Regions from separate parts of the Homo sapiens genome. Here region 1 is linked to region 2. The links are chromatin loops, found by intact Hi-C in ENCODE. Cell type or tissue: endothelial cell of umbilical vein. All regions are shown on one strand.

What was found. Hi-C counts contacts between places; a loop is a spot of excess contacts. Peaks named below come from ENCODE experiments on the same cell type or tissue, not always from the same donor. Only the 100,000 strongest peaks of a DNase experiment are listed, where the experiment ranks them.
Region 1: a loop joins it to region 2, with 2.4 times the contacts of the local background. A loop is called at or near these places in 3 of 110 quality-filtered maps.

Annotation. Positions count from the first base shown.
Region 1 is chr15:56,884,229-56,889,228 of GRCh38, reverse strand. TCF12-DT (TCF12 divergent transcript) reads left to right here. Exons shown (of 4, transcript NR_015419.2): 4 at 1,305-3,059. LINC03065 (long intergenic non-protein coding RNA 3065) reads right to left here and starts at 2,161. Exons shown (of 2, transcript NR_183870.1): 1 at 2,059-2,161; 2 at 1,008-1,473. RefSeq lists a silencer at 1,688-2,117 and an enhancer at 2,238-2,327. In endothelial cell of umbilical vein, no CTCF peak of the experiment used is centred here; DNase peaks (open chromatin) are centred at 1,718 and 1,998; H3K4me3 peaks cover 1,077 bases; H3K27ac peaks cover 1,667 bases.
Region 2 is chr15:57,211,101-57,216,100 of GRCh38, reverse strand. All of the region lies in intron 8 of TCF12 (transcription factor 12), which reads right to left. Among named protein-coding and RNA genes, the nearest start is that of SNORD13D, 65 kb to the left of the region's middle. In endothelial cell of umbilical vein, a CTCF peak has its summit at 2,092 (motif pointing right); a DNase peak (open chromatin) is centred at 2,110.

The sequences.
Region 1 (5,000 bases), 330 kb after region 2:
AGAGGAAGGGATCTGACAGAGGAGGTATTTTAAAGGATAAATTGAAGGCCCTGAGATGACTGGATAAAAGAAATAAAGGGAAGGAACAGGTAAAAAATGACATCGGTGTTTTCAGCTTGGGTGGCAGAGATAGCAGTGGTATCAATGAGAAAGAAGGGAAGTGATTTTGGAAAGATAATGAGATTATGAGATTGGTTTTAGACCTGTCGAAACCTAAAGATGGCAGGACGTCCAGTTAGATACGTTGATGAGATAAAGAGGCAAATATACAAGTTGGGGGAAAAAAAGGTGACATTAAAGATAAGGATCTGCACAGAAGAAACATTTGAACCAATAGTTATAGATCAGTAGAAGAGGGTGAGAGAAAAACAGAAATAAACACTTACTGCTAGACCAAGAGGAAAAAAAGTGGTGTCTCTGAATGAAATGAAATGTAGTGTCTGGTGGAGACACAGGAAGAATGCAGGACACTTTAGTGCATACAAAACTTAGAGAAGTTTCAAATTATGTTAAAAGTAAATGCCAAGCATGCACATACTCATCACCCCATCTCCAGCCTTATTTCTAACTGTTTTTCTGGCTTACTGCACAGCATTCACATTGGCCTCCTTTCTACTAATTCAGACTCACCAAACTGTCTCTGGCTGCAGAGCCTTGGCACTTGCTCTTACTTCTGCCCAGAATCTTCTCCCCAACCCCCCCAACCCCAATATTTGCTTGGCTTTCTACCTCATTTATCTAGACCTCTGTTTAAACATAACTTCCTCAAAGAGGCCTTCTTCAATCAACTTATCTAAAATATAAAATAATGTTCAACTCTCATCTGCATACTTCGTCCTTCTGCTCTTTTTCTTCATAGCGCTCTTCCCTACATGACATTATACAATTGTATATGATTGTAAATGTACTATCTCCCCCACTAGAGCAACTGTAATGAGGTTCCATGAGTGCATTCGTTTTACTCACTGACGTATGTCTGATAAGTAGAACAGAGCCTGGAACAAACAAAGCCTTCAGTAAGAGTTTATTTCATGATGAATGAGTGAAATGCAGTAATTAAGATGAAAAGAAAAAAAATCACAAGAGGTCCAAGTTTAAGTCACAATTCCTAGAACATGCCTATCATTTCACCCAAAAACTCTGCTTAAGGCTCTCATTCTGGCTGCATCTCCTCAAGGGGAAGGGAATTAAGGGAAGTTTGCTACTGCCAAGGAAGGGACTTGGGATACTTTCCTGGATGATAGTGGTAAGAATGCTGTTTTCTCCACAATTACTTCGTTAATAAGAGACATGTCCAATTCCAGACTTCACAGGGTTCCTTCTCCAGCTGAGCTCCAAGTGGAGCTTTGAGAGAAAAACAGAAGGGTGATGGCTAGAAGACTCAGGCTTCCAAAGTATTCCTCTCCTGAGTATCAGCTACCAGGTGAATTTCACAATGAGGATGACAACTTGGAAGGGGCAAGAGTCACGTGCCTGAGGGGAAAGGTCACCAGGGTGCAATCTCTGTTAATCCTTCTCTATACCCAGCTTCCCGATGCGGCCTGTACAGAAACAAGCACGCAGGCACTTAAGAGGACAGTGGTTTCACCGTGTCCCTCCCGGCGGCGCTCCCCACCTTTCCTTCCTCCCCACACGCCCCTCCCAGGCTGCAGGCTTAGCAGCCGACTTCCGCTGATCCCGGCTGGAGGGAGCCTGGAATCCAATTACTCTTCCCTAGGGAGCGCAATCCACCCGTCTGGCCGCAAAGAGCGGAGCCGGGGTCCGAGAGCCGCACAGGCCGGCCCTGCTCCGCCCGCCCCCACTTCCCGCCACCCCTGCCTCGGGCTCGGCAGCCCGGGCGGGGCGAGCAGAGCCGCGTAGAGGTGCGCGGCACTGCCGCCGGAACTATTTGTCCTTCCGCGCGCGGCCCGGCCCGGCGGGGCGAGAGGTTCGCGGCGCTGCATCCCGGGCGCCGACGTCAGCCGGGCTGAGTGGCAGGAGATTAGCCAAGGGCTTCCCCCGCCGCGCGTCCGGGCCAATCGGCTCCGCGGGCGGTGCTCCAGGGACGCGCACACGCACTTTCCAGAATCCACGCCTCCCAGCAACAGCCTCCAGCACCGCGACGCTGCCCTTCCGGCCCGCTTTCTTCGTCCGGCCTGCTACGGCTGCGGGCTTGGACCCTGGCCTCTAGTCTCCTGCGTGCTGCTCCCTAAAGTGACAGGGAAACGGGGCAAGAGGTCCAAGGGTTCCGTAGGAGAAAGAGTATCTGTGGCTCTCCCACCGTCCCGGCTTCCCTAACGGACTAGGGAGTGAAGCTCTGGAGATGGATCTTTGGGAGGAAAAAACTGGACCTCTCTTCGGGTTCTTTAGAGTTTAGGTGGAGAACTCTTTCAGTACCATTGAGTGTTCTCTAGTAAGAGGATCTTACACTGTTGGGTTTCTCACTTGCTTTAAAATTGTGGTCAGAGTACTTCATAAATCCTTTCCTTTCTGCATCTGGGGGAAGGAAAAAAAATGCAACACTCTCTTTACACATTGTCAGACTTTCGAGGCCGCAACGCAACTGACATACATGCTAGAAGGAGAAAGTGCTATATTATGCCTTGTGTCCTCTTTTGAATCACATTCTCCTGAGATGTGGCTGACCCTTAGGCCCATGGTGTTCCTGAATGTGATTGACATGCGTAGTTAGCAAGCTAGTGAGAGAGAACCAGGAAAATTGCTATCAAAACAATTACATACAGGGACATCAGAACAAACGCTTGAGACCACTGGGGAATGAGGGACCATCCCAGTTCTGCCACGGATGCCTTCGGGGATGGTGGCCAAGTCAGATCTTTGTGTCTTGTTTCTTCGTAGCAGATTGAATAGAACTATCTTCACCACACTCACTATTTCAAAGTGTGTTATAAACATTTCACTTAAGGTGAAAATGTTGAAGGTTTTATTTTGGGTGGAGGGAAGGTGGTGCCATTGAAAGGCACTCTCTGAAGGGAAGATTCTGTAAAAGGAAGCCATTTTATCTGCCTACAATTTGGTCATTTCAAAGAAATTCAATGTATATGTGTTAAGACTAATTTATATGCTGAGTTGTGTGCTATGTGGTCTTCATAAGAGTTATAATCTAGTAAACCCAGCTAACTCCTGCATTCTCAAACGGTTTCCCATGCCTGTGCCAGTTTCCATCCCTAAATTCTCGGCAGTTTCATTCCCTATTTCTGCTCAAAGGCTACAAACCATTGCTAGTTACAGGTACAGAACGGTGCTGCGGTGGGAGCTCCCCACTTGAGTCTAAACTGTGGCTGGAGTTCAGACGTGTGGATGTATCTGTGGAACTGATAGGGCAAGGCTCTAGAAGCCAATTGACTGGAGCGATTGAGGAGCCTCCTGGGACAGAACAAATCTTTGAGGAAGAAGGAGCCAGACACACTGAGCTTGAGCTAGGAACAAAGATAAAGTCTTGGGAAGGGAGGGGTCCTTTTGCATTCAGCCTTGTGTCCTGGCCCTTGTCTGAATCCAGTAGGAGTTGGGGAGGGGGAAGAAGATGGAAGGAGGCTATAAGTGAAAACTGAAATATCTGTTTCAAACTTTTTAACTTCCAGATTTCACATTCATAACACATGCCCTCACTTCTTCCTTTAGTAGAAAAAAAAAGGTATGAACAAAAGTGCAAACAACAGGAAACCTGACTAGAGGTGGAAATTTGAAAAATATGGAATTTATTATCCCATAAAATAAGAAGTTTGGAGAAAGGTGGTTCCACTATTGGTTGGTCAAATAACTTAGGGAAGTTGTCCGAGATTGAAGTGGGATTCTTCTTTCTGCTCTGCCATCTTCACATGATGGTAATTTCTCCTGTCATGTCCCTTCATGGCTATACGATGGCGTCTGCTTGTCTTGATGTCAAATACAGTCGGGCATCCAGCAAAGTAGCAAAGTATAGGAATACTATTTCTCTCTCTCCCTTTCTCCCTCTCTCCCTCTCTCTCTGTCTCTCCCCCTCCCTCCCTCCATCTCACAATAAAGGAAGGGAAACCCTTTTTAGAGGCTTCTAGCAGAACTGAGTCCCACTAGGCATAATTGTGTCACACACGAATCCTAAACTGATTATTTGTAAGAGGAATGACACTAATCGTAATCTACTCCTCACGCTGGGGAGAGAAATCACCCTTTGTGAACACATGGAAGGATATAATCAGAACAGCATCAAATTTTGCCAGAAAAAAAGTGGCTGTGGCTTAGGCCCCAACAAGTTCCTTCATTTTTCCTTTCCTCTACCTCAGAATGTTTCTGTATCTACTCTTCTTCATCACCTCTAAATTGTTCTATATTTATCCGTCTCCTTCCCTTCCCTCCCCTCCCCTTCCCTCCTCTCCCTCCCTTCTCTATCTCTGTCTCTCCCCTCTCTTCTCTCTTTCTTTCTTTTGGCAAAAGGGTCTGGCTCTGTTGCTCAGGCTAGAGAGCAGTGGTGTGATCATGGCTCACTGCTCACTGCAGCTTCGATGTGGTGGGGTCCGGTGATCCACTCATCTCAGTCTCTTGAGTAGCTGAGACTATAGGCACAAGCAACTACGCTCAGCTGATATAAAAAACATTTTTTTGGGGGGCCGGGCGCAGTGGCTCACACCTGTAATCCCAGCACTTTGGGAGGCCAAGACGAGTGGATCACGAGGTCAGGAGTTCAAGACCAGCCTGGCCAAGATGCTGAAACCCCATCTCTACTAAAAATCCAAAAATTAGCCGGGTGTGGTGGCATACACCTGTAATCCCAGCTACTCGGGAGGCTGAGGCAAGAGAATCGCTTGAACCTGGGTGGCAGAGGTTGCAGTGAGCCAAGATCGCGCCACTGCACTCCAGCCTGGGCAACAGAGCAAGACTCCGTCTCAAAAAAAAAATTCATAGAGACAGGATCTCCTTATGTTTCTCAGGCTGGTCTTGAAATCCTGGGCTCAAGTGATCCTGCCACCTTGGCCTCCCAAAGTACTGGGATTACAGGTGTGAGCCACCACACCCAGCCATAC
Region 2 (5,000 bases):
TTAAGCACAGACCTAAACTAGGCAAGAAAAAGCCATAACGTGCTTTGCCTAAACAAGTTACTTCTTTACTGACGATATAGGAAAAGATGTTTTCAAAAAGTCTACCAAGTAAGAGCTCTCTGGAAACTTCAGTTTAAATTCCAGGCTTCCAGGCAAAATTTCCCTCTTCCATCTTACTTTTCTGTTGATTGGGAAACAGATCTTCCTTGGAGAGCTATATAAAATTTCTTAGAGTTATCCACGCAGTATTTTTATCTACTTTATTAGCTCATTTTTATCCTGATATTTGGATCACTACAACAGTTATAGCTATTTTTAAATGATCCGTAAGCAAGAATGTTTCTAAAGGTAACACAAAATTCTAAATAGTTTTGGAAAGAAAATTTTTAATTGAAGTGAATTATGTATCTTGAATTAGTTAACATAGGCCAGTTAGTGGTTAATCTTACTGTATATTCTTCTAAAACAAACAGGCAACATTCCACTGTCCCAAAAGCCAGAAGATCTGGCTGGAAAAGTAAACCTAAAACCCACTCATAATATTCCTCACGAAAAGTTTCAACATTATTTCTAAGTGAATCAAATCTTGGAAAACAGACTTTCAGAGTAATAAATGAAGCCAAACTTAAAAGCTGACACATGAATAACTCCACGAATGAACACTATATTTTCCTAAAGGATGAACTCGGTAAGTAATAAATTATTGGCTGCAAGGGAGGTAGGGGTGAGGATAGATTTAAGAGGATAGTGAGAGAATCTGCAACTGAACAAATTCAAAGCAAAAGAACCTTCCCCAATGCCTCTTCTTCCTCATCTACCTTGTAAAGAGATGACATGTGAGTGAATGCTGTCTCTCAAATGTGCAGTATTTTAGTTAGCCTTGCTAATTAAGTCAGACATCAAAATTCCAGGTTTTATATCTGAACATTATATTGCAGACTTCTCTGGTAGTATATGCTACTTTGTAAATATGTTCAGAAAGTTGTTATTCTGGTTTTTCTAATATCCTCACATTTTAGAAAATTTACTTCTGCAAGAAAGAAATCAAGAATATAAAACTCCAGTGAAATAATGCATCATTTTCAAACCAATCCACTAGCATTCAATGCATATTATTTAAAGTTAATAGTGTTATTGATCTAAAATCAATAGTGCATCTTTTAATTCAACAATCACTCCCATCTTGCTGATAACCCAGTCTATCAGTAAAAAGCCTTCTAATTACTATCTTTCCACTGTATGAAAATCTTAAAAATCAAAGACTTGATTTTTGTGATCTTTACTCAAGTGGCACTCCATGAAAAAAACTGTTCCAATTAAGCCTCAATTGTGATTACCAAAATCTTAACCAAACCAATAACCAGTGGATATTAAAGATTAGTCTGAGTACTGGTAAATAACTTATTTGGATATCAACACATATAAATATACACTTCTCAACACAATGTAAAGACACATGCTAAAATTCATAAAATAGCGTCTGTCTCAGATACAGGATATCAGATGTCATACTGTTTCTTTACAAATATCTCAAGTCTAAATTGAGTTTTAGAAATGCTTAATGATTAACAAAACAGAAAACACCTACCTATATAGCCAATGGAAACAATCACCTCTGTAAACTGCATTTTTAAGGCAAAAGAACAATTAATTTCCTTTTGACAACCATACGACTATAATGAGGATATGTAAAAACAGCCATACCTCCTGGAGAAGAAAGCAAATAAATCTCTTTCTGAGGTGAATAAATTGTATCCCTCCGACATCAACATGAACAGAACTGACAGATCATACAAAGCTTCTAAAAGGCAATCATTAGATAACCCTTCAAATGAGACAGAACTATATAATTACTGAGAATATGTAAAATCTGAAGCAAATTGCACGTTTCTTTTGATCACAAACTCACAACGACAAAGCAGTTTTCTTTGAAAAATTAAAGAGGGGGGGTCCCCCTGCCCCTGCATCTCTTGGCTGTCCCTTTCTTTCCCCTTTCCTTCCCTACGTGAATTGCAGTTTGTCACTTCTCATTTACCACTTGAAGTAACACAGTAAGAGAATCATTAACTATGTTGCAACTTGATAATTTTCCTGCAGATGGCTCCATAATCAAAGGACTGCCTAAAGGTGTGTGTATGCACACATTAAAAAAAACAATGAGGATGACCCTCAGGTTTTTAAATTCCTTAAGAAACCAGCACTTCTGAAGAGCTTTCAAGACTGACACAAGGCTTTGCGCTATTGACTCGTTAGGCAATCTAACAACAAAACAAAACTGTAGGCAAACAAAGCTATCATTCAAAATCATCTGTAAAGCTAAATAATTTTTGTGAACATGATGTCTTGGGTCAAATTAGCTGTCTCTTAAAGAAAGTGCCACCCGTTTTTTTGTTTCTTCTTTTGGCCTGTGCGATTTTTTTTTCTTCTGAACTGGAAGACATCAGATCCTTTCAATTTATGAGAAATGGAACAGCACCAAGATATTCTATTCTATTTTAAATTCATTTTTTAAAAGACCAGAAGTTAACATCTGCATCTTAGCCCAGAACCATTTCAAAAATCTGCAATCCAAAGCTGTAAGTAACTTATACATTAAGTTATTTTTTGGTCCCCAATCTATATTTTTGTTTCAGTAAAAATTCTTGCTAGTGGTAGTAATTTTTTAATACTTCTTGCCTCTAAATAAATGTTGAGTCTACCAAAACATCCTCCCTCACATTTGTGACAATAAAGTAAAAAAGCAAAGCTAATTTTTGCTATATTCACTGGAAGAAATCATACAGATCTTGAATTTATGAAAAGACGTATCTTTTAAGAATGGTTTCTTATTAGTAAATTCTGGTGACCATTCTTAACAAAAGCCAAAAAATACTTCACTTTGAAAAGACATCTAAGAAGAGTGACATCAACAGGGAAAAAGATGGGAAATGGTGTCAGTCATACATTTTCAACAAAGAACAACGCAAAACAAGCAGTGCTTGACCAGTATTTGGTTATGCTTCACTATTCCTAACAATGACAAGTGTCCCTAAACAGACACTGGGAAACAGATATAAAACTTGGAAGAAATTTGTTAAGCTACTTGTTCTATGTAGCAGTAGCACATGTGTATGCAGTAGGGCAGAAGTATTCTCCCTATCATTCATTAGTATTCTATGTAATATAAGATGGGCTACTCAGGTCCCAGAAAACTGTGGAGTTATATCATGTAACGCGAAAGAGCACTAAACTGGGAGTCAGGAGACAGGGATCCAGGTTTCAGCTCTGCCTCTCAGGAGGCAAGAGAGCTTAGGGTAGGTCGTTGACTCTCCCTGAGCCTAATTTTCCATTTCTGTAAAATGCAGGCATTAAACCATTAAACTAGGCCAAAGACTTCCTAGCCATTTCACCACTAATAAAACATTTTATTATGCACTCCACCCCAAAACTCTGAATTCCTATTTTGAAAGATTTTTGTCTCTCAGACTCTTTTTTTAAAATTCCATTATGATAAATATTTTTCTCTCTTAAAAGGAAAAATCAAGGCAGGGTATGGTGGCTCATGCCTGTAATACTACCACTTTGGGAGGCCAAGGTGGGAAGATCCCTTGAACCCAGGAGTTTGAGACCAGCCTGGGCAACATGGCAAGACCTGTCTCTACAAAAAGTTAAAAAATTCACTGGGTGGTGTGCACCTGTAATCCCAGCTACCTAGGAGACTGAGGTGGGAGGATCGCTTCAGCCCAGGAGTTCATGCCTGCAGTGAGCTATGATTGTGCCACTGTACTCTAGCGAGGGTGACAGAGAGAGACCGTCTCTAGAAAAACAACAACAACAACAAATGAACAAAAGCAAAAAAGAAAACTCAAAGCCATGTAACTGCAGTTCAGAACTTCAGATTAAAAGGTAAATGAAGCATTGCCATACTGAGTTGAAATAATTCCAGTGAAAGAAACCTGATGTTTAATTACCATTTTATTTTGGTAAAGTATAGAATCCACAGAATTTGTTAGGTTTTTCTGATGTATTTTGAATCTTGTTGTATTCAAGATTCAAGATTCAAGCTGTGATCCACTGGCATAGATGATACCAGGTGTCCACACCAATCTTAAAGTGTGTGTGTGTGTGTGTGTGTGTGTGTGGTGTGTGTGTGTGCGTGTGTGTGTATGTCTCAAAGTCCTGCTTTGTTGCCCAGGCTGGAGTGCACTGGTGCAATCTTGGCTCACTGCAACCTCCACCTCCCGGGCTCAAGCCATTCTCATGCCTAAGCCTCCAGAGTAGCTGGGATTACAGGCGTGTGCTACCACACCCTGCTAAGTTTTGTATTTTTAGTAGAGACAGGGTTTCGCCATGTTGGCCAGGCTGGTCTTGAACTCCTGGCCTCAAGCGATCTGCCAGCCTCGACTTCCCAAAGTGCTGAGATTACAGGCATGGGCCACCATGCCCAGCCTTAAATTGTATTTTTATAATCATACCTGCAAGAGGCATAATTAAAAGTCTAAACCCTCACAGGAAATGAAAGGCTGAACCAAAAAAGGAATTTGAAAACATAATTACAACTTCTCAGTTCTAAGACAAGAGTCCAAAAGCTTTGTATTCTAATAACATTTATGCCAGCAAATGAAGTATCTAAAAGGCTAGTTATATATAACTCCATTGCCTAGTAATATGTTCATTTAAAACCATAATCTTTCTTTTTTCTTTTTATTTTTAAAGTATAATTGACACAAGGTCTCACTTTGTTGCCCAGCCTGGTCTTGAACTCTTGGGCTCAAGCAATCCTCCCACCTCAGCCTCCCAAAGTGCTAGTATTAGAAGCGTGGGCCACTGCTCCCTGCTCCCTGCCCTATCAACTTTATCTTGAACAAAATAGTAAAACAAAATAAAGAAAAGCAGTGACATCCTACCGATAGATAACAACTCTTACCTAACTTTGTCATTGTTTAATTTACTCAATAACAATTTTGGTTTCTCAATAATGTGCAAGTTAATCTACAAGTCAGATATTTCATGGTGAATAC